Regions from separate parts of the Mus musculus genome. Here regions 1 and 3 are each linked to region 2. Evidence: chromatin loops called from intact Hi-C (ENCODE). Cell type or tissue: heart. All regions are shown on one strand.

Region 1 (8,000 bases), 290 kb after region 2:
CGATTATTATCACCCTTATGGTTACAATCTCCCCCACCAAGCAAAAACCGGAGAAGGGAACACAAAGCCCCACCCAAGGAAGAAGGGAAGCAGGCAGCTAGAGTGAGCCAGGCTGGATTCTAACTTCAGAGAGCCCCATGTGTGCTTGCTATGCTCCCGCGTCTCTCTCACACAGGGACGTTTCCACGTGTCTCGGAGTTGGGCTTTTGCATTTGATTATGCTCAGAGTTCAGTTCTGCCTCATGATCTCTGTTGGCGTTCACACTGAACTTGGCTTTTTCTGGCTGGCTCCATCAAACAATAGAAGTAACCATTTGAAAAGTCCAGCCATGGGAGTGGGGTTTAGAACCACAGCAGCCAAGCTGATGCCCAGGCTGATGCCCAGGCTTGGCTTTCTTTCCGGGGAGGGGGATGCTGCTGGTTGGAGCAGAAGCAGTTCTGGGTGTGAGCAGAATGGAGAGTCTGGTACGGAATGTCTACTGGTGACTTCTGGGCTGGAGTGAGCCTTGAATTAAGTTGGTAATTCAAAGTTGCCATAGAAACCCTGTAGGAATGTCCTAACTTTTTACAGAGTGGATTTCATGCTTAAATGTTAGTCTTTTACATTTAATGGTATACGGAATAGAAGATAAAAATTAGAGAAAGGAAACACACCCCGTCTGAATCTCCTAAGATACTGAGGTCTTCTGACATTGTCACTGTCCAGCTGATGCAGGAAGAGGTGGGTTGCTACCCCTGGGAGCTGTCCAGGAGACTCCGCATGCCTTTGCGTGAATGCTGCATTCTGAAAGGCCCCGCTGTAATTCAGCAAGCCCAGCTTGCACTTGAAGCCAAATGAAATGCAAAGATCTTTTCAGCAGCAAACCTCAACCTCACGGAGGAAAATGCCAGTTAGCTAGCAATTGTGAGAAGTTCCAGCTACTATAATCACCCCTCCCCCACCTCCCATTGGATTTTACCACTCGACACCCGTGAGAAAAACATCGGGAGGCCCTTTTAAAAAATGGTTACATTATCAATTAATCTATAGTATGTTTCAAATAAATATTTCCAGTAAATGGAACAAAACCCAACATTTATATGACTTGCACCTAAATTATCATCATCTCGAAGCAGATGCAGAATGCAAGACAAGGCGGACAATCCACACTGTAATTTGCCCAGTAACATTGTCTTAGATCTAATTAGTGCTTATGCAGATCCTTTACAAAAATGTGAAAACGGCACCAGGATGTAATTGTTTAATGAATTTAGTGCAAAGCACATCTGCATAAATTCCATTTTAGCTGAAAAAACTAAGTTCAACCGCTATTTGCTCCAGAGCCAAAACATTGAGAATTGTGCTCACTGTACTGCTCTGCTGGCTTGGAGATTTCAAATAAATACTACAGAGTTAAAGCCTCCAGCTGCAGACCAGCCCATCTGTAGATGCTCATTATATTTGGCAGTATTCTAGAATGATTGTGCCTTACTGCTCGGACGGGGGCGGGGGGGGGGGGAGAGGAACCAAAAGTTTGTCAAGAAAAAAAATGGGGATATTTGCAATATTTATTACCCAGAAAAAGTTTTGAATCTGACCTTTATCCACTTAGTAAATTTTAAACACCTATTTGTATGGAGCCTTGTATGCAAATTGGAATGATGTTCTTCTCCAACAGTTAGCTGTGGCAGAAAATCATAGAATGTTGAATTTGGACATAAGTTTACTGAAATTGGAATTTGAACCTACCCTTTGCTTTTCTGAGATTTTACTTGACCCATGATCAGGGTTTAATACAAAATTCAGAACAGAGAGAGAGAGAGAAAGAGGACAGGAGGAATCAGGTAAGCTCATTATGTTGTGGTTAGTTGGGGCTGCTCTGAGTTGGTTCTGTTTCTTTCTTCTTTTTGTTGTTGTTGTATTTATTTTTTCATCAGAAATGAACTGTTAAATCAAAACTGCCTTTTCTCTTTGCTAGATCTGATTCAGATGGAGTGGGTGGGGGGCAGGGCTTGTGTATGTGTGCTAGGGAGATGTTGGGGCCTGAGTCAGCAGAATTCTATAAAATGGTAAACTGAATTTGTCCTTATTCACGGCAGTGATCCAGTTTAGGTATAATCAGCCTGAAAGCAGCATGCCCTGGTGTCCTCGCTGAACCAAACAGTATTGTTCTGTCTTTATTTGGTTTCTATGGTAGATCAAGTTTCAGGCAAAGGTTCCTGGGAGACACTCCGAGGAAGAGATGTCTGCAGCACACTCACAGTGAAGTACCTTGGAGGGGTGGGGCCTAGGGCTGTGTAGAAGAAGATGCCTCTCAGAGCAGCAACAGATGCCTCTGACCATGGGTACCTAAGGGCTGGGGGTGTTACTTGATGCTAGGACTGTGTACTGGCTGGTTTTGTGTCCACTTGACACAGGCTGGAGTTATCACAGAGAAAGGAGTTTCAGGTGAGGAAACGCCTCCATGAGACCCAGCTGTAAGGCATTATCTCAATTAGTGATCAAGAGGGAAGGGCCCCTTGTGGGTAGTGCCATACCTGGGCTGGTAGTCTTGGGTTCTATAAGAGAGCAAGCTGAGCAATCCAGCAGAAGCAAGTCAGTAGGTAACATCCCTCCATGGCCTCTGTATCAGCTCCTGCTTCCTGACCTGTTTGAGTTCCAGTCCTGACTTCCTTTGGTGATGAACAGCAGTGTGGAAATGTAAGCTGAATAAACCCTTTCCTCCCCAGCTTGTTTCTTGGTCATGATGTTTGTGAAGGAATAGAAACCCTGACTAAGACAGACTGAACTGAGACAAAAGGGCTGGACCCTATCGCCCCAACTCCTCCTCTCCCCCATCAATCAGGCGTTGGGTGTGCTAGAGAGAGTGTAGGTGCATCTGGGCTCTGTTGAGGGTGGGGTACAGTTCCCTGTGGGGCCGAGGGACACCTGTGAGCTGACTACAACCTATATCCTAGAGGTTGGGTCCAGAGCAAGGACCTTGGCAGTGAATTACCACTCCTATTGCAGTCGCAAAATCCAACCCACTTACTCTGCCTAATAATATTGCCCCAGTTGGGAACAGTGCCTGCAAGAGTCTTGCCATCTCTTTTTCTGGAGAACCTGGAGAGGAAGGTCAGAGGGATGTGTTGAGACCACAGCTACACATCCCTCCATCTCACCCCATCCATCCCACATGACCCTCTCCCTCAGCTGGCACCTGCTCTGCTGGCATAGCTTATGTGCTCTGGTAAACAAACATTGTTCCTCAACCTCTGTAATCCTGTGCTGTGTAAGCTGCGCTTGTTTGCCAGGGGAACATCATCAGAACCTACATGGGTCACCAGGACAGTAAGCACATAATCATTTGCCCCATTACATACCAATAGCTCTACCTCCTGATGATCAGAATACATTTCTCCTGTCAAGATGACGTCTCTTGCCCTTCCTCTATTAGAAGTGAAAACACTTAAGTCTGGAGGTACAAGGTAACCCTTGCTCTGCCCCCTGGTGGAAACATTCTCCTTAGAGCCAAACTTCTAATCTTGCCAAAACTGTTAGTAAGTGGATGGGAAGTGCAAATTGCCCAGGTAGGGCCTCAGGAATAGGGGTGGGACCGTGCCTCCCTCCTATGTTTTGGTTATCATGCCCTTGTATTCCACATGTTAAGGACACAGTGTCATGAAATGGTCATTGACTTAAGGTCCTAGAGATAGGTGTCCCACACTGGCAGCCTATCATCTTCAAGAGGTGTCAAAAACTCCTCCTTGACAAGTTGGTCTCATCTCCCCATCTGATGCTGTAGTCTAGGAAAGATCTGATACTTTCTAATCGTGGTCAAATGCTTTCCCTCATGTCTCTATTGTTGTGAAGTAGGTTGTCTAGTGCAATACAGTGTTCTACAAAGTCTCATGTCAATGACACAAATACCCAGTGGGCCTCCAAACATTGTAGCTGAGGGTCTACATGCTGGAAAACAAAACCTCTATCTGGAATATGCATCAATTCTAATGAATGTAAATCCTTTCTCGTTCCAAGCTAGAACTGTGCAATGTGACCAACTCCTGTCAAATGGCTACTTGTTTTCTCTGAAGGATGGTGCTCCATCCAGGAATTAGTGTTTGCCTCTGGCTTGCAGGTCAAGACACTTATCAGTGGAAATGACCGAGTCAGTCTTGATGAGCACCTGAGTCCACAAGTTCGAGCACCTACAGAGTCTCCGGACTTATGGAAGTAACCACCATGTTTGAGTGCCACCAATTGTTCCAGTACTTAGGTGATCAATGACAAAAGTTGGCTGATACAGCCTGCTGAGTCATCTTAGACAAGATGACTAAGTTTTTGCTAAGTTTTCTGTTCTGCACTAGATGTTCTAATATCCTAGAAAAGGACTCATGCTTGCCTAGGATGAGTGAAGCCCCGAGTTGAGGTCCCGAGTTTTCTCCCCAGAACTGGTTTCAAACTCATGATATTCTTCCTGCCTTGGCCCCTTAAATTCTGAAATTATAGGCAAAAGATGCCGGTTAATGTCCCTGATGTTTAAAGTCTTACTCCTTCTGGGCCCTTGGCCTAGGCTTTTGCCACTGTGCACGGATCCCCACATAAGGCACTTTCCTTTTCTCAAAAGTGGATAATGAAGTCTAAAGCTCTTCATGTTGGGAGGACTTCCCCTTGCCTATTTTTTAAAGTCATTCCTAGGAGGGACTACTATGCAGTCAGTGTATGTGTCAGGCTTGCACTCACACAAACACATATGACTCCTCCATAAATTAAGCCCAGTCTTGTTTTCTTTCCCCCATTGTCCCATAAGGGATGGTGTAACCCTCATTACTCTGCAGACGATCAACCATCACCTCTATGAACTGAGGAAGAGAAGCTAGTGTGAAGCCAATGGTTAACATGGAGACCTGAAACTTTTTTTTGTGCCTGCTTGCCCTGTCCAATTGGGATGTACCGTTGCTGTCTAAAGATGGCTGTTCCCGGGTCCACCTGACCTTATGACTTGATGGATTGGAAAGAACTCAGATTATCATGGACAGTTTGGCCACGTGGTCATTTGATATCCCTTGTTAAGCACTTCATCTCAACCAGGGCCCACTGGCATGCCAAGATCTCTTCTTTCAAATGGTATATAATTCTCTGCTGCAGATGGCATGGCCTTACTCCAGAACCCCAGAGGTTTTCATTGTGAGTCTCTTATTGCTATAAACTCCACGTGGAATCTTTTCCCACCACAGATACCTTGAATCACAGAGTCTCTTGTCATGGGGTCCAACTGGGGTCTCTAATTCTACATTTTGTTCATCTGAACTTGTTAACATGATGCCAGTACCTTAGTGAACCACTGTTTTCCTTAAACAAACAGACTAGTTCTATGACACACAGCAGAAGAATTGGCACAGATCTTGGGCAATATGTAAATATATAGTAGTATCCACTTCATGTCAGTGTAGAGTGCTTCTGACCTCTCTCCTGGAAGGAATGGAAAAGACTACTTTCTCTGGGCACAAGCTAATATTTCCTGTGCTCTGCAAAACAACTACAAACTATATCTGTAGTGACAGCAGGCATTAGGATTATTGCTTGCCTGAGTTTGGCTTGCAGTACATAACATCCTACAAGTCTGTCCAGCTTGTGTGGGTCCAAGACTACGATTGGCAAGAATCCCCCTCTGCATACCTTATGTCTTTATGCCTGGGACTCTTTACGGTGCAATGTCACTTTCATTGTCATTCAGTCTTTGGGCTGGGGAAAGAGCCCTTTCAAAGTCTTCTCATTCAACTCCATTTACTTTGATTTGTGATTCTACAGACTCACACACCAAAAATCTTCATTGGGTTCTGCCAGCAACCAACCATGTCCATTCTAGTGATATATTCAAGACTAAGGAAGTACTCATTTGGTAGGTTCCAAGGTCCAATGAACCTGCTATGAATCATTCAGACCTGGATTTCTACTTAATATCTGGTTCCTGTATGCCCTGTTCCAATAAAGCAAAGCATGAAGAATCTCCTGATCTTGGGTTACGTTTAGAAAACCCAAAACCCTGTGTCCAACAGTCTTGGAGCCTTGTGGATATTCTCTCATGGCTCTGTGTGATGATTTGAGTGAAGGGACATAAGTCTCTTCTGGGAAATACTATTGAGATCATTGTCATCTGTGGTTGCTATGGTAATTCAGGGTGTTTCCTCCTAAGGGCTCAAGTTCTTTTTCAATTAATGGGTTTCAAAGTCTGAAAACTAGCTCAGGTATAGACATTGGATAAAGGATTATCCAATGTGCACACACACACATCCACACATCCACTGCCTATAGCCTAGTATCCATCTATGATTTTTAATAAGATTTAGTGTGTGTGTGTGTGTGTGTGTGTGTGTGTGTGTGTGTGTGTGTGTGCGTGCACTCATGTGCACACACACATGTACATGTGTGCCTATGTCTGTCTGCGTCTCTGTGAAGGTATGTATACATGAGTACAGGTTCCTGCAGAAGCCAGAGGGGTTAGATCCCCTAGAACTAAAGTTACGGGTAAGTTTGTCACCTGATTATGGTGCTGAGAACTAAGCTTGGGTCCTCTGCTAAAGCAATTGTTAACCACTAAGCAATCTCTTCAGCCTAACTTCTTTTGATGTATACATAAAGAGCAACACCCTTGCCGGCTGCCAGCTGTTCTGCTCCTAGGAGCATCAAGCACTGTTAACCATTTGTGCCCAACATTGGAATCCTACCTTCTTCATAGTTGTCAGGGTGTGGGGTTCTGTACCATCATGTTCACCCTCAGCAGGTCCCATAGAGGACAGCCAATTCCAGGTCACTCAGTATTGAGTCCACTTCCATCAATGTGCCACATTGAGGACAATGTCCTCACGTGCCTGGAGTACTGGGTCCCTTTCATTCAGTGATGTGAATGGCCACGGGATCTTTTTTCACTCTTTGGCTCATCTTCCAAGGCTTTCCACGTCAGTAGGTGGACTTTCCTAAGGCAGCCAATCAACCCACTCACTCCTCCGAGCCTTCTGAGCTGTTGCTCCACCAGTTCTCACAGGAATCACTTAGTGCTTCTGTTGCTCTTGCTATAGAGCATACTCTCCCCGTGCTTCTGCGAGTGAATCTGATAATATGTTCCCAGGGCATAATCTCCCAAGGTCCTGGCAGGAGATACAGTTCTGTAGCAAAGGAGAAGGGACCCATATGAACAAGCTTTCTTCTTAGACTTTATCACTCTATTCTGCTTAATCACATGCTCTCAGGGTCCTGCTCTATACATAGTTTCCCAGCATCTGGGTACACATTAGCTAGTTCTATACAGTTTGTCAGTATGTAATCCCTGTTCTTACTTGCCAAACCAGACAGGTCTTTAACCATGTAATGCTATGACTGGATTCTTGGGATAGATTCTGAAGTGGGTGGGGAAAGGGCCACCAAAAGCCCCATGGATTTAGGGACACTTTTGATAGCCCAGGAATCTAAGTGAATTTAAATGTTCAGGAGTGTCTGGAACAGGTGTTCATTCCCTCTCCAGGTCTGAGGTTCTTTATACTATAGTTTAGACAGTGGCTCAGCCTCTTCAAAGGGAGCAGAAGAGCCCAGTTGGTGCAGAGGTTGCCATATGAGACTCAGGGCAAAACACTGGTTCTTGTGGGCTCTTGAGATGGTCTTGTCAGCAGTGGAGCCTCAGGGCAGGTGGATCACAAATTCTGGCCAGTAGTCTCTGGGATAGCTCCTTGGAGGCTTAGTGGCTATCCTCTACAGGAAAATGTCTTATCTTCATGTGTCTCGCTTATTGTGGTCACCTGCTCACAACAGAGATGCCCAACAGATGGGAGCAGCCCACATCTGGAAGCTGAGACGCTGATATTGCTGGTCTCCTCAAACAGCTGTCTTCTGTCCTATCTGCTTTCTCTTTTGAGGAGCTTTCAAAAAAGACTTTTTAAAAGGAAAGTTATACCTACGTAGAAGAATTGAGACTACTGAGTCCCCACATACCTTGTTCTGTTTCCTCATTAGGAGCACCTTGTATTAGTGTGCTACCTTTGTTGCG
Region 2 (8,000 bases):
AGCCAGTGGAAAGAGATGCAGAGACCCACAGCCAAACATTAGATGGATTTTGAACAGTCATATGGAAGAGCTGAGAGAAGGATAGAGGAACCTGAAGAGGACAGGGACTCCACAGGAAGACCAACAGAGTCAACTAACCTGGACCCTTGGGGGCTCCCAGAGACTCAATCACCAATCAAAGATCGAGCATGGGCTGGACCAAAGTGTCCCCTCCAACCCCGCCTCCACATATGTAGCAGAAGAGTAGCTTGGTCCCAACAACAGGAGTGAAGGGCTTTCTGAATCGATTGCCTGCCTACCTGCCTGTGGATCCTGTTCCCCTAAATGGATTGCTTTGTTTGGTCTCAGTGGGAGAGGATGTGTTTAGTCCTGCAGTGACCTGATGTGTGTTCTTGCCTCTGTGTGTGTGTGTGTGTGTGTGTGTGTGTGTGTGTGTGTGTAGCATGGTGTTATCTAGAGGGGGCTCCCTTCTCAAAGGAGAAGAGGAGGGAGGAACTGGGAGGGGATGTTCTATGAGAGGAGGTGTTGGGAGGAGAGGGGGAACTGATATTGAGATACCCTGCCCTTTCTCTACAGGTGTTGACCTCAAGAATTCTGTAACTAGCTTACTTTCTGTCACTCTTCATCTCGGTCTGTTTCCCAGACAACCCGTCTGTAACTGTTGACACCAGGAGTAGCCCAAGAATGGGAACGATGTTGAGATGAAGTTCTGCGATCGGCGGCCTGCTCTTGGGCTGATAATGAGGATGCTGTACCTGCTTCTAGATGAACACAGCTTAGGCCTGGTCAAAGAGCAGTACAGTTGGCAAATCTTAGCCAGTAGTGAGTGTAGACTGTGCTTCAGTGGGAGGAAATGCAGTAGCAGAGAGAGGAAGTGCATTAGGCCCTAGGGAAACGTGGCCTGGACTGGGAATTAAGGTGATGGGATTTGGTGACTGTTGGACCAGACAATTGATGCCGTTGCACAAATTCCAAGCTCGGTGTGAAAGCCAGGGCTGGATAAAAGGAATTCCCATTTGTAGTAGCTAGAAAGCAGACAAAGTTTGGGGTAAAGCTCATTTTACCTAAAATGAGAATTCTTAAAGGAGTTGAGCTCTCAACCTGGGTAGGTGAGCCATTCCCTGGTCTAGGCTCTGGCTATGTAAGGATGGAATCTGGAGATGAGCACATGGGACTTCAAAATCCCAATTCCCTGCAACTTCCTAAGACAGAAAAATCAACTCTCTACGTTAGCAGTTAGCATCTACCTGCTGGTTAAGAAGATACTGCAGTAGCCATGTTTCTGAAGACAACAGGCACCTTAGTCAGGAACTGCCCTCTTCTGCCCCCTTGAGCATTAGGCAGATAATTACATACTATAGCTCAAGGGGGAAGAGCTGGACCTTCAGAGAAAGAGAAGGGGCTACATAGCCTCTAAGGAGTTGTGAGATCAAGCCAACGTCATCTTTCAAGAGCCAGCACAGTGCAGGTAGGCCTGGGGTGAGGGAATAAATCATAGAGTGGGGTAGGTCAGTGGTGGGGGCTGTGCTGATTATATATTTTTTTCTTAATTTTAAGGGGTTTAGTGGCTTTAATTCTCTGTCTTTCTCTCGGTCTCTGTCTCTTGTGGTTTTGGTCCTAATGAGCTATTTCATGTCTTGCATTTTTCTGTGTGTATGTACATTTTGTATGCGCACGTGTGTAGTATGTGTGTGTGTGTCCACATACACGTGAGCATATGGAGACTAGAGGTACAATAGCAAGTGTCTTACTCTCTCTCTCTCTCTCTCTCTCTCTCTCTCTCTCTCTCTCTCTCACTGTAGAATCACTTACTGAACTTAGAGCTCACTGAACCTAGAGTTCACTGATTTGCCTACCACGCTCCAGGGCTCCTCCTGCCTCCCACTGCTCTCTGAGCTGGGATTACAGGTTTGCACTGCTACACCCGATTTATAACATGGGGGATGGGGATTGGCTTTTACTTGGATGCTGGGTATCTGAACTCAGGTCTCTAAGTTTGTGTTGCAGGGACTTTACTGACTAAGCCATCTCCTCAGTCCCCTCCCCCCTGTATTCTCCATGATCTGTCCTTTGAAGCTTTAACCTGCAGAGAGTACAGAGGAAGCTAATGTTTAGAGACAGTGAAGCTCCCTGGTAGCACAGCCTTGATGCCTAAATCAGCCAATCCAGAGCCCTGAACCATCTCCTTTATCACACCTTAACACATCAGGTCAGTGTGCCCTAAACCATCCCAGGCCACAGGAATTGGACAGCTAGGAATCACCCATACAACCCAGAGCCTGCTGATGCCATTGCCACTATTCAGTCCTAAGCTGTCCCTGCCCTCTCCTGTTCCTGCCAGAGAACAGACCCAGTCAAACACCTCTCCCTTTACCCCACTGCTTCCTGTTTCTTGAATCTGTCACAAGAAATTTCTTAGTGATAATTGTTTCCAAGCTTGCTCTCTCACCGACTCATAGGAATCCTGGTGTTTTGTTTTGTTTTGTTTTTTTCTATCTGAACACTCCCCTGGGTTATGATTGGGTACTCTGGGTGAGAACCCCAGGAGAAAGAGAGGGTGCATTGCTACTGAGGCTCTGAGAGGCAGAGAAAGCAGCATCCTATGGAGACAGGATGTGCAGGACCCAGAGGAAAAGATCAGAAATGTATACAGTCCAGAAGGCTGGAAAATGTGCAGCTGCCCTGCAAGTCTGCAGGGATCAAACCCCAGTCTGAAGGAAGGGCCTGGTTTAAAAAGACCCACCTATGTGTCAAAGTAGGGTTTTACACCTGTCTCCTGGAGATCTTCTATCTGCATGCTGTACTGTGCTTTTACTGGGTATTATCCAAGAAGGCTTGGAAATCTATAGCATGAATACAGTGTGTTTTTCATTTGGAATCTTATAGATGTATTACACATATTGCTCCTTAGCCCTGTAGAGTGTGCCAGCGGTCATATTCTTCCACCTTTAAGGGGGTTCTGGGGACTGAACTTAGTCAGGCTTGTGCCACAAGCACCTTCACCTGCTGAGTCATCTATCCATCTTTGAAAACTTTCTTAAGAAAGTGTTAGTCATTAGGAAGGAAGCAGAACTAATGGTAAACTTTCCATGACTCAGTGACTCAGGGAAAACTGCTCAGCGTACTCCATTTTTGGAAGGAGAGAGAAACAAATTATGTAATATTACAACAATGAATACTTAAATCCTGTTCTCTAGCGGCTGCTGGCAGAAGTGACTGGGGACTCAGAGGAAGGCCAAAGCCATCCTCATAGAGGTTTCTATTTTCCCTATTCATTTGCTCCTTGGAGTATTGTGAATCCCAGGGCCATTAGGGGAAAACCTGTGCAGACCAGCAGGGCAGGCTCTGACAATCCCAAGACAATCTCTCTCTCTCTCTCTCTCTCTCTCTCTCTCTCTCTCTCTCTCTCTCTCTCTCTCTCTCTCTCCTCTCTCTCGTCCCTGTGTCAAATGCATCCCTTTGTCTCCGAGTCATCTTTCCTTACAGAGCTACTGACTCTCAAGTCTGTTGTAGACTGTTGTAGCCACAGATTCGATGGCTGGATGAGAGACAGGGATGCCTCCTGCTCGTCCTGGAAATTTCATTACTGACTTGTCTGGCTCCCAAGGGAGGGCTTTCAAGCAAGCTTGGGCTGGTCCAGAGTTTCTGAATTTGAGGCTGGTTGCCTCTAGGTGGCAGCAATGTCCCATTTTCTGCCGCCACTGCTGCTCGGATTCGTTTCTCTCCCACCCTGTTAATTTGAGAAACTAGTGCTCAAGGGACTCTTCCAAGAGATCTTTCTTCTGTGCCCAGGCAGACTCGAGGCTTCTTGTGGTTTGCTGCCCGAGTGGAGACCCACATTTTTCGGAGTCAGCAAAGGGTGGGAAGACAGGCTAGTTGGAAAGAGAAGAGATGGAGCGACTTAGGGAAGAACGGAAGCAAGTGAGGTGGTGGCGAGGAAGGAGCCCCTGCAGGCATCAGTCGCTGACATGGCCTTTGTAGAGGGGCCACTGCGGGTGGGAGCTGCAACGCCTCGCAGAAGCTCCTGGGCTCCCCTTGGTTCATTGCCCAGGGTATAAAACCACAGAGGGAAGCAAGGAGAACTTTACTCTCAATCATGACCTGACGCCAGGCTGCCACACAGGGGCTACTGTGGCTCATTGCAGTTCTTAGATGGCTTCAGGGACAGAGCATAGAACTCTGTGTGACCCTGTGAAAGCCCCCTTCTCACAGGATCCCTTGGAACTTGGAGAGGATTTAGTAAAGTCTTATCCTCCATGCAAGATGTCAGACTAAGGGGGGAACAGGGTCGGTTGGGCTGTCGTCTGCCCCTGCATGCTGAAGATGTGGTAGCCATCTTCCTTAGCATTTTGGGAAGTTTCACTATCAAACGAACTCAAGACCTTAGTAAAACTGGGCTTGCCTAACACTTGTCACTTTAAGATTAGGAAATAGCTTTCTTATTACTTGCAACAATTACTTATTCACCCTGCCCCTTTTTCCTATTTCTAAGAGTAATGTCTCAATGTGTAGGCTAAGATGAGCAGCCGGTCCCCTGTCTCCATCCCTAAGCTGGGGTATTCAGTCCTGTCTCATGTCACACCCCTGTATACTGTATATCATATGCCCTCATGATTCCGATGCTGCCCACATAAGGATGTCCCCTCCAAAGCTCATGTCTAAATTTGGGTCCCTGTGTGACAGGCCTGAGGTGGTGATGTCATCAGTGGTTAGGGAACAGGAGGCATGTATATGTCTATGTTGTTGCTTGCAGCAGCCATGGTGTTCTTTTTCACACAGAGCCTCACTGTAGAGCCTTGACTGACTTGAAGCTTTCTGTGTATACCAGGCGGGCCTTGAATTTACAGTCATCTCCTGCTTCTGCCTCCTGAGGGCTGGGATTTGAGGAGTGAGCCACCACGTCCTGCCGCCAGGCCTCCGGAGTTCTTTTCAGAGCTCTGCACACAGGTGAGGCAGTACTATTGATTTCGCTGTAAAAAAGATTTCATGCAGAGCAGATATGTCTCCGAGCTGGGGTTTATAAGAGGAGGAAAGTATATGGCCCACTGGAATGTGAGTGTCTCAAGAGGGCGCTCGGGGGTGGGGGGGATAAAAGCTGGAGTGTAAATAGATAGATAGATAGATAGATAGATAGATAGATAGATAGATAGATAGATAAATGGAGCTCAGTTTTACTTTACAACGGCCATATCCAGAGTTTTGGTGGGTAGTGAGTTCCTGGAGGACATGAACAAGATTACAGCTGACAGGGTGACACCCTGAGTCCCAGGCTTGCATGGAAAATGAAGATGCTCTCACTGTTAGCAAAAGTTACTGGTTTGTGAGATTCTCAGGAAACCTCTGGGAAAGGAGAAACGTCATACTAAGGTCATAGGTTCTCAGCCTTAAGCATGGTTTATTGCTACCTTAACATCCTTATTTGAGTAACTGTATAGAAAACAGCTTTATTGTCTATATCTATATAAAAGAAGTAGCAGGAGCTGTAGAGGTGGCTCAGCAGTTAAGGTTTCCTGCTGCTCTTAGAGTTTGGTTCCTAGCACCTCTGTTGTGTGAGTCTCGACGACCTCCTGAGCACTAGGGTTACAGGTGGACTCTGGGACCCAAACTCCAGTGTTTTGTCCTCCAGTCCCCATGCTAAAAGTCTCCATTCTCAGGGACTGGAGGCTTCAACAGACCCCAGAGTCCTGAGACATGTTCTTTCCCCATGCTCTCGTCTACCCTGGGGTTCCCTTCTGAGGTGATAGGTCAAGAGGGATCAATGGACCTCTCATGGCACTAGATCAGTCACCACCGGCAGATACTCAGGCAGCAAACTGTGCCTGTGTTTGTCCCTTTGGTGAGTGCCCATTTGCTCCTCTGCATTTCTGTCACAGCAGTATGGCGTAGCACGTGGCCAAGGCCTGTGCAGCTGCCTGATTGTGCTCTTACAGCTGCTGGAACCAAACAAAGAACTCACAGAGGAAACAGAACCATGAAAGGAGCTCGAGGAGTGTGGGGGAAACCAGGCGAGTGTTTGTCTTGTCTCTGTTTTCTAGAGGGTTCATAGACTCCTCATGTCTCCATCCGCCCGAGTGGGAAGGCTTCCTTCCGGTGGCTCTCTGAAGCTTTGCTCAGTGGCCTGAGAATGCACACTAAGTCTGGCTTGTAAGGAGGAGCCCAGTAAACACCTGCCAAATGTGACTCTATAGTAAGAATCTATACATATAATCCAGAATCTATCCATATGCACTTCCAGCCTCAGCTACTCCTGACTCTATCAGGGACTCACCACTGTGGGTCTTATTCAAAAACATAATTTTTGACCTTTGAACAGGTACAGGGCCCTGCTGAAGGGGAGGCGGAGAGATCAGAGATGAATAAGGATAACAATCTTTAGTAGTCTACAGGGTCGGGCTGTGCTGGTGCAAACCCTTCATCCCAGCACTCAGGGAGGCAGAGGCGGGAGGAATTCTGACTTTGAAGCCAGCATGGTCTATGGAGTGAGTTCCTGGGTAGCCAGGGCTACCTTGTCTTGAAAAACAAAACCAGATAAAAGTCTAAAAGGAAAGGAAGGCTATATACATGAGTAACTGAAGCCCTCTCCCGTGCTTTCCCAGATGAGGAAACCCTGCAGATAGCTTAGTGCTTTGGAAACAAACCAGCATGGTGCTTACTGACGTAGCCCTCATTTGGAAACTCTTAATTTTGCTTTTTAATGTTTTTTCTTTCTGAGCTACCTAATGCAGCCCAGTTTGTAACTTATTTCTAATTTCCTGACAGGAGTCCCTCCTAATATAAGAGGCACCTGCTTCTTATATTCCTGTCCTGGAATATGAACTAGTAGTCAAGATTCTTCTGAGGATGATCTCACAAGGCCCCGAATTTAATTCCCAACAACTGTCCCACCCCCACTCCCCTACAGCTTAAACAGACACCTAACTCAAAATGGGAATTATGAACAGCCAATTACCCTGGCTTCCCCGGGGGGGTAGTCACCTCCCGTGAATGGCCTCTCCTAGCTCACTGTGAAGACGGAATAGATAGAAACTTTGAGCGGAAGACAGTGCTCATTTTGTGCCTTCAATGTAAATGTGACGCTCATACATGAAGACCCGTAATGGATAGGAAATTGGCTGGAAGTAAACAGACAGAGCAACAAGCCAACCTGCAGGATAGGTGGGAGAAACGAGGCGTGAAGAACAGCTAGGGAGGGGACTCAAAATCAGCCCGGTGCTCGACAGGAATCACAGAAGAGACGTCTTGACAGTGAAGCCATTGGGACATTCATGGGAGTCAGGAAGGCCTGAGGACATCCAGCCTGGGGTACCAGGCAGATGACTGAGGCATCTGGGATTTACTCAGTGACCAGGCTCTGGGGAGGCTAGAAAACACAAATCTGCCAATGACATCGAAGGTCACTGCAGCTTCCTGGACCCCAGTGTCTTCTACTGCCTCACAGAAGGTTAGGCTGGGCAGTGGCTCTCAGTTACTGCTGCAGACTAGCATGGCCTGGGGGAAACACAAACACAAACACAAACACAAACACAAACACAAACACAAACCAAAGACACTTGCAGAGATGCTCCAGCCCCTGAATTCACCAATTTAATTGGGGCGGGGCCCAGACTGGATACATTTTAACAGCTTTCTTGAGTTTTAGTTTACATGTCATAACTTACTCCTTGGAAGTATAGAACTTGACACCTCTAGGCTGCTCAGAAAAACCATCACCTCTAATTTGAGAATATTTTCACTGCCTTATAAAGAACTGAGTGGGAACTGGGGAGATGTCTCAGTGGTTAAGAGCACTGACTGCTTTTCCAAAGGTCCTGAGTTCAATTCCCAGCCACCACATGGTGGCTCACAACCATCTGTAATGGGATCCGATGCCCTTTTCTGGTGTGTCTGAAGACAGCAACAGTGTACTCACATATATAAAATAAATAAGAACTGAGTGTACCTATCCACAGTGGGATATAATAAAAAGTGGCACCATCCCGTGCTATACCCAGCTACTCTCT
Region 3 (8,000 bases), 990 kb after region 2:
GTACGGGTGTGGACTTCAGTCCATTTTGTGGGCTCCAACACAAGCTTGTGTATTTCATGTCTTCACTGTCTTCGTTGTACATCCGTCTTTTCTCCCAGTTCTGAGCTCTAGGGACTGGAGACCCCAGCATCAGAGATGAAAATAACAGCCTTTCAGAGATGACGTCACCAGTAATGAACCCATAACTGTGTAAGGTTAAAATCTCTGTGTTAAAATCCCTCCTGTCTCTTTTCTATCTCTGCCATCATTATCTGTCTGGATCCCGTGTTTTTGTGTCTACGTTCCAACATCCATCACTACCATCCCTAGTTCTTATTATGTCATCTCTATTTCTATCATCTCTGTCTCTCTCTTCACCTCTCCAGTCTCTGTCTCCCTCTCTAAGATCTCCACCTCTGCCCCTATCATACTTGTCTCCATTTCTAAATTTATCTCTGTCTGTATCTCTCTAGCATCCATACCTGTATTTCTGTCTTCTATAAAACCTTCCAGTGCTTCTGGTCCTCTGGAAATCCTTCATTATTATGGTTGCTATGGGCAAATGCTTCCCAGTGGAATGGCAGCAGTTGGGAAGAAAAGTATTACTAAGCAGGAGAGGCCGGGGCACACTCTGGAGCCCTTGGTTAACCGTGAGAGACATGGTAGGTACAGAAAGGCAACCTGCACTTTTTTTTTCTGAGTTCTGGAAGGATTTTCTTCTATTTCCCAATTCACAGACTAGCTTTATTTTATTTATTTCTAACTAATTAATTAATTTATTCACATCAAACACTTCCCCTTCCCAGTCTCCCCTCCCAGACACCCTCCATGCATCCCTCCCCCCTTCTTGAGAGGATGGGGGTTCCCTGGGTATCCTTCTACCCTGGGACATCACCACAGACTACTTTTAGACTTTTCAACTGTGTTCAGCAGTTTGATTATGTTGTACCTTAATGTTGTTTTCTTCCTATTTCTGGTGTTTGGGGATTTAGAGCTTATGTCTATAAGCTGATCATTTACAAAGGTTTTGATTATGACTATTTCAAATATCTTCCCCCATTATTCCCACTCACCTCTTATTCCCAGGATCCAAATAGACGGAACTTAGCTCCCTAACTTTGCTTTGAGGCTACATTCGTTTTTAAGTGTTTTCCCCTTGTACTCCTCTTTTAAGCTAGCTTCTATTGTAGTCTTTAGGTGGACTAATCTTTCCTTCTGAAGTGCCCATCCACCACTAATCTCTCTAATATCTCTTTCATCTTAGACTTTACAGTTTTGATCTTCAGTAGTTTGATCAATGTCTTTTTAAAAAATACCTTTTTATGGGTTGGTGAGATTTCTCAGTGAGTAAAGACATCTGCCCTAAGCCTGACATCCTAAGTTTGATCCCTGTGACTCTCAGGATGGGAAAGAAATCAAATACCATCTGCATATAGTTGACCTATGCACACATGGCAGGCATGTGCCTCTTATAAATAAATATAAAAGAGCTTCTAATATCTTTCACAACTACTTAATATGCTTCATCTCTTCTTTACTATCTTGAATAAATGGGCCATAGTATTTATAACCAGTCTGATGTTCATTGTCTAACAGTTCTACTCTCTTTGCTATTTCAAGGTCTATTTCTATTAATTTGTTTTTCTGCTCACTGTGAGTCACACTTTGCTGCTTCTTGGCATGCCTAATAAATTTGGCTAGATGCTAAACATTTTTTTTCTTGAGTGATGGATAACTTTGTATTCCTAAAACATTCTTGAGCTTTATTCTCATAAGATTCTTTTTAGGCTAATCTTCATTACATGGGATCAGCAAAGTCTTTAGTCTCAAGTTAATTTTATCTCTATATTGATGCAAAATCCTTCTATTGATATACACAGTACATGAATTATGATGTTTTTCTAACCTAGTTAGAAGTATTATATTTTAGAATTTGAATGTACTCAAAGGCCCATGGTGGATACACTGTGGCACTATTGGGAAGTGTTACAACCAATGGAAGATAGGCCTTAGTAGAAGGAAGCTAGGTGGCTGGGATTATGTCCTTGAAGCTATTTAGACCCTGGTGTGGCCCGCTACATGTTGCACAAGATTGCTCCCTCATGCATTCTCCCCCATGGTGCCTGCCTTGCTTCAGTCTTGCACTGAAACAGGAAAGCCAAACCAACCATTTGTTTAAACCCTGGAAACTGAGAGACAAAAAATTATTTATCTTGAATAGATTATATCAGGCATTTTGTCATAGAAACAGAAAACTGATTAACACCAGGGGGAGCAAAAACCCAAAGTATTCCTAGACAATGACCCTAGGATCCTTTCCTTAGAAATGTATTCTCAGGATTCAGAAGAAGGCTCTCCAGGCATCTTTACACACACACACACACACACACACACACACACACACACACACACACCGTCTCTGTTAAGTTCTCTCTTCCCTGTATACTTTGTAAACATTAGCTGCCTGGATACCAAGTTCTGATCTTGCTAGGCCTTAAAGGAAGCCTTCTCTCTAGGCCAAACCCGGAAACTCCCTCTGGGGAAGAAATGGGGACAATTTTAGAACATATCTGCATGAGCCTCTCAATCACCCTCCTTTATGTCTATGTACATATGAAACTTACTGCTTTGTATGTTGTGTCTGCTGCTTGGGAATGATAAATTTGGCCTATGTTACTGCATCTTGGTAGAAATAGAAATTATAGGTAAATTACTTCAGGGATAAAGGTTTCCATGTTAAATCTGCTTAATCTGAAAGTATCTTTAATTACAAGTCAACCTCTAAAATACACATATACAAATATACCCAAAGCTCTGATGCTAAGTAAAGTCATTGATATATACAAGCTACAATTTTTTGATATTTTTATAACTAAAATAAAACACAAAAATTTAGATAGTATTCTCCATCTGAAAAGTTTGAAATTTTTAGTTATTTTCATTAATTACTATGACTATAAACCAATGTCTACAAACACATAATGACAAGATCTTGTTTTGAATCATTATATCTGAAGAGTGTTCCATTTTTTTCTTCTATAAGAAACCCTTTAAAAATACGCTCTGGCTGGCAGTGGTGGTGCACACCTTTAATTCCAGAACTTGGGAGACAGAGGCAAGAGGATCTCTATGAGTTTGAGGCCAGCCTGGTCCACAGAGAGAGTTTGATGACAGCCAGAACTACACAGAGAAACCAATACAAAATGACCAGCCAACCAACCAAACCAAAAAAAACCAAAACCAAAAAACAAAAAAAAAAACAAAAACAAAAACAACAAGAAAAAAAAAACAGAACAACATAAAAACATACTCATGTTTAAAGAAAAATTTAAACTAACTGTTTTAGGTTTTAAATTAAAACTTTCTATTAAGCACAGCCACAAATGATAACAGGGTGAGGTGGTTGAGGGCTAAGAAGTATGGCTTGTGATCAAAGAAGACACCAACTTCAAAATAACAAACAGCCTTAAGTTCCAGTCCTGTGCAGTGCTTACATTTCAAGCAATAAAAAACAAACAAACAAACAAATAAGTAAAATTAAAGCCTAATTCTTCAGTTACACAAGACGCTAGTATAGACTCATTTCAAAAGTAGTTCTGTGGGGATGGATGGCTTAGTGGTTAAAGTCACTTGCTGCTCTGACAGAGGATATGAGTTCCTAGTACCTGAGGCATTTCACAAACATCTGGCGCTTTAGCTTCAGAAGTGGAGGTGTCTGTTGCCCTCTTCTGGATTCTGAAGGCACTACATGCAAATGTACATACATACACATGCATACAAATAAAAATAAATATTTTTTAAAATGTAGTACTGTATAGGTTCAATATTTAAATTCCATTGTGTCTTTTTATCCAGCACTGATATTTCCCAAACTACTTTCGTGGTATCTCCTGACACATTTTCAGGAAATACTAATATAGACTCTGTGGATAAAAAGAATCTAAGGAAATAAATAAGTTTGGGGTAAATACTGAAAAGATATGCATTGACGTCCTATTTTCAGATATGTATAATGCACAGTCATGTTAAATATGTGACAGACACTGCTTTGGTTTGTTTAAACTAATACTTTATTAAATTCCACATGTCTAGCCAGGCGTGGTGGCGCACGCCTTTAATCCCAGCACTCGGGAGGCAGAGGCAGGCGGATTTCTGAGTTCGAGGCCAGCCTGGTCTACAGAGTGAGTTCCAGGACAGCCAGGGCTATACAGAGAAACCCTGTCTCGAAAAACCAAAAAAAAAAAAAAAAAAAAAAAAAACCAAAACCAAAACCAAAACAAAAAAACAAAAAAGCCAGAACCTTTAAAAAAATTCCACATGTCTTAGGAGAAATATGTTATTTGAGAAAAAAAAGGTATGGAGTTGGGTGGGTGGGATACAAAGGATCTGGGAGGAGCTGGGGAAAGGAGGAAGTGTGATCAGAATATGTTGTATGAAAGCAAATGCGGTTTTTTTTGGCAAGCTCTATTCCAGGTATTAAAATATTTATAATTATAATGTGATGTCATGGCTCTTGTTATTACTAGGACTATGCCATAGGTTGGATTCTTTGCCTATTAAAAAATTTCTATTTGATGATTATTTTAATGTTATGGTACATAAAATGTGGTCACTAGTCCTTTTCAGCTATGACATTTCAGTCAGTATAAAAAAACCCTAAAGCCCAATTCTTCAGTTCCACAATGTGCCTCATAAGAGTCTTCTAGTTCGTATTTCTGTTTTGTAGGGTCCATACTAAATATCTCAATAATTATTTCTAAAACACGCCATAGCTTTCCAAAGTTCCCAGTCACCACTGACAACATTAATTTATTAGTCTTCATAAAAGCTTTGTGACTTAGAAAACAGAATGCCTTCCTGCAGGGAAGCCTGTGGTGTTTTCACTTAAGGGAAACTTGAGTTGTTGGGTTTAACTGTACTGTTCCCTTAGGAATTTGCTCAAGTCCCCCATCGTCACCTGCATGTGCTACAAGCTGCAGCCTGAAGTCTCACCATTTCATGATAGGAAGGGATGGAGCCACAGAGACGCACTTATACAGGGCCTGTGAAGTGTGTCACTATCCCAGGTATCTCTCAAGAAAGAACAAGCTTTCTCCTGTCTCTGTCGTGTTATTTCTACACCACTCCTTTCAGCCAGTGTAGCAGGATACTAGGCCACAATAAGGGCTGGAGAGATGGCTTAGTAGGAAATAGTTCTTGTTTTTGCAGATGTGAAGACAGAGTTTAACCCCCACCCCCAGCATCCATATAAAGCAGTGGGCATAGGGTTATGTGTGTGATGTAATTCTAGATATTGGGAGTGAAGACAAGTGGTGAGCCTCAAGCTCAGTGAGAGATTTTATCTTAAAAGGAATAAGGCAAGAGTGACAGAAAATACCCCTGACCCCTGTGTGAGCATGCACACTGGCACATTCACGTGCACACAACACACATTGGTCCCACATACATATTTTCAAATGTATGTTTAGACTATACAAAGGGGAACACAGCCCCACACTTCTTTATAATGAACAGGAGCACCAATTGCAGGTTGGAGTGGAAACAATAACCCTAAGCTTGTTTCAAACGGTGACAGAAATCATCTCCCTTTTAGATGACTGTTTGCGTAACACTGCCTTCTCAGTCCCTCTCCAGGACAGTGCTGGGAAGGAACAGGACAGGGCTTGAAGGTGTACCCAGAGAGGGGTCTCTGCAGGTTGTTAGCCTGGGTGAACAACACAGGATGCCTGCTTACATTTGAATTTCAGACTACTGACAACTTTTATCCTAGTGTTGGGCATTAACTTTGCCTACTTTCCTGTAATGTTTCCTTCTCTTCTGATTTTCTTCTCAGCATGTTTTCCTTAACACTTTGGCATCCCCTCCCCCAATATGATGGGCTTCCTCACTCTTTCTCCACATCTCTGCCCCATCCTGTGGTTGCTTGTTGGCCATGGTGTCTAACCTTCGTGGCCACTTAAACAGTGTGGCTTTTCCCCTTCCCTCCGCAAGCCTCCACTGTAGATTATAGTCTGATGGTCCTGGAGTTATTCCTTTAAAATCTAATAAAAGAAAGGGATTTCGGACACATATCTGTGTTTCACTCACTTTTTCTTTCTTAGATGGGAATTAACACAGAGACCCCTCCAACTGGACGATATGCAGAGAGTGAGAGACATTGGAGCACTCATTCCTAAATAGCATGTCTTCATCAAACTCTTCACTCAGGGATCAGGATGAGGAGACAGAAAACTGCAGAGGTGGTGGATGACTCTAAAGAAATTGTCCTCCAGATGCAACAGGACTGATGCACATATGAACTCACAGAGATACGGCAGCATGCACAGAATCTGCACACATTCAAGGCAGACAGTTCCCAGCTCTGAGAGAGGGGAAATGGATACAAGTTTCCCTTCCTAATCAAGAAGCTATCTGCAATGGATACCTACTTGTACAGGAAAAGTTGGTCTTCTTCAATGAGGTTCACTGGCTATATTAACCAAACTTCAGAATGTAAGGGTCCATGATTCTCCAAAGAATGAAACCCCAGACTCAAATAATATGTAAACACAAAGAGTGTTTTATTCTACAGAAGTCCAGCATGCTGGGGTCTCCCATTACCAGAATAGAGAGACATCCAAATGAGCTTTCAGCCCTGATTTTAAAGCACATTAGGGAATTCTGAGGTAGGTGACCTCTATGTTAATTTTTTGGGTCGATTGATTCTACCGACATTCCATTAGGATATTCCATTACCGGGGTGTGGGGGCTGGAAACTTGCTTTTGGGGGTCTGGAAACTGCTGCTGACCCATTGTCCTTGCCTCAAGCCAGGTGGCTGGGCAGCCTGTGAGGCCTGGTCTTGCCTGGAATTGCTGAGTTCTTGGAAACAGGAATTTAGGCCTAGTCTCCTTCACTGCCAATTTGAAGCCTGTCATGGAGTCAGCCTAGCCTTCTCAAGAGTAGATCTCATGCTCAAGAGCAGATGGCCAACACAAAATGAGTGCAATGGTATTTTTGTAGGGTGTTTGTTTGTTTGTTTGTTTGTTTTGTTTTGTTTTTGTTTTTTGTCTCCTATAGCTTTGTTAGGACCTTTTGTGTCTTATTGCTCTTTTCCTCACACATTTTTGTTTCTGATTTTGTGTGTTTCTTGGTTTGTTTGTTTTGGAGAAAGAGAAAAAAGGTATGGGGTTGGGTGGATGGGGGGTATGAAGTAGCTGGAAGGAGCTGCGAAAAGGAAGAAATGTGATCAAAATATACTATATGAAAGCAAACTTTTCAATTAAAAATTTTAATAATATTGTTCTTGAGCTTTTACTTGGGTTCATTCTTAAAATCTTTTATTAATGAGACTAAGAACCCCTCAACAAGGGACTTCTAATTTCCCTGTATCATAACTTTGAGGATGTGTGATTAATTTTTTTCCCAGTAAGGCTTTCTACTGAAGTTGTAAAAATATCCTGAATTTTGGAATCTAATGTCTTTGGGCTTGGCCCTTCTTGTACCAGCCATGTGGTTTGGGGGAAAGTTGTGTGATTTGTGAGCCTTACTGAACTTACAAATCTGACGTAGGTGATTGAAGGGATTAAGTAGGCATGGCCATTACTATTGTCAACTTGGCATGATCTAGAATCACCAGAGAAGCTGCTTGCTTAGCCTGCCCTTGAGAGAGCAGGCTACCGAGTAGACCAATGGCCATTAGTCTGAACGTGGTTGGCACCACTGGGCTGGGGGCCCAGACTGAATCAAAAGGGGACAGGGAGCTGCTTACCTACTTATTCTCACTGCGCCTGCTTCTTACTGCAGATCTGATGTGACCAGCCACCTCATGTTCCTCTCCCCCCGACCTCCTCACTCCATAGTAGTCTGTACCCTCAACCTGTGAGCTAAAATAAACCTGTCCTTCCCTAAGGTGCTATGGTTAGAGTGTTGAAATAGCTAACAGAGCAGAGTGATAATACAATATTCCCCAAACCTCCCTGGAATGAATAAAGTGGGTAACCCACAAAGTTCAAAGAACTACAGTTAGAAGAAATTTGTGTGT

Evidence for each region. A loop is a pair of places that touch in the nucleus more often than their neighbours do. Peaks named below come from ENCODE experiments on the same cell type or tissue, not always from the same donor. Only the 100,000 strongest peaks of a DNase experiment are listed, where the experiment ranks them.
Region 1: it touches region 2 in a loop (10-fold over the local background); 2 of 42 quality-filtered maps call a loop at or near these places.
Region 3: a loop joins it to region 2, with 3.0 times the contacts of the local background. A loop is called at or near these places in 4 of 42 quality-filtered maps.

What each region holds. Positions count from the first base shown.
Region 1 is chr1:177,404,348-177,412,347 of GRCm38, reverse strand. No RefSeq gene overlaps it. Among named protein-coding and RNA genes, the nearest start is that of Zbtb18, 34 kb to the left of the region's middle. In heart, a CTCF peak has its summit at 3,469 (motif pointing left); no DNase peak of the experiment used is centred here.
Region 2 is chr1:177,698,710-177,706,709 of GRCm38, reverse strand. No RefSeq gene overlaps it. Among named protein-coding and RNA genes, the nearest start is that of 1700016C15Rik, 27 kb to the left of the region's middle. In heart, CTCF peaks have their summits at 1,329 (motif pointing left) and 3,669 (motif pointing right); DNase peaks (open chromatin) are centred at 3,669 and 3,999; H3K4me3 peaks cover 860 bases; H3K27ac peaks cover 466 bases; H3K27me3 peaks cover 262 bases.
Region 3 is chr1:176,708,291-176,716,290 of GRCm38, reverse strand. No RefSeq gene overlaps it. Among named protein-coding and RNA genes, the nearest start is that of Gm26104, 12 kb to the right of the region's middle. In heart, a CTCF peak has its summit at 3,707 (motif pointing left); no DNase peak of the experiment used is centred here.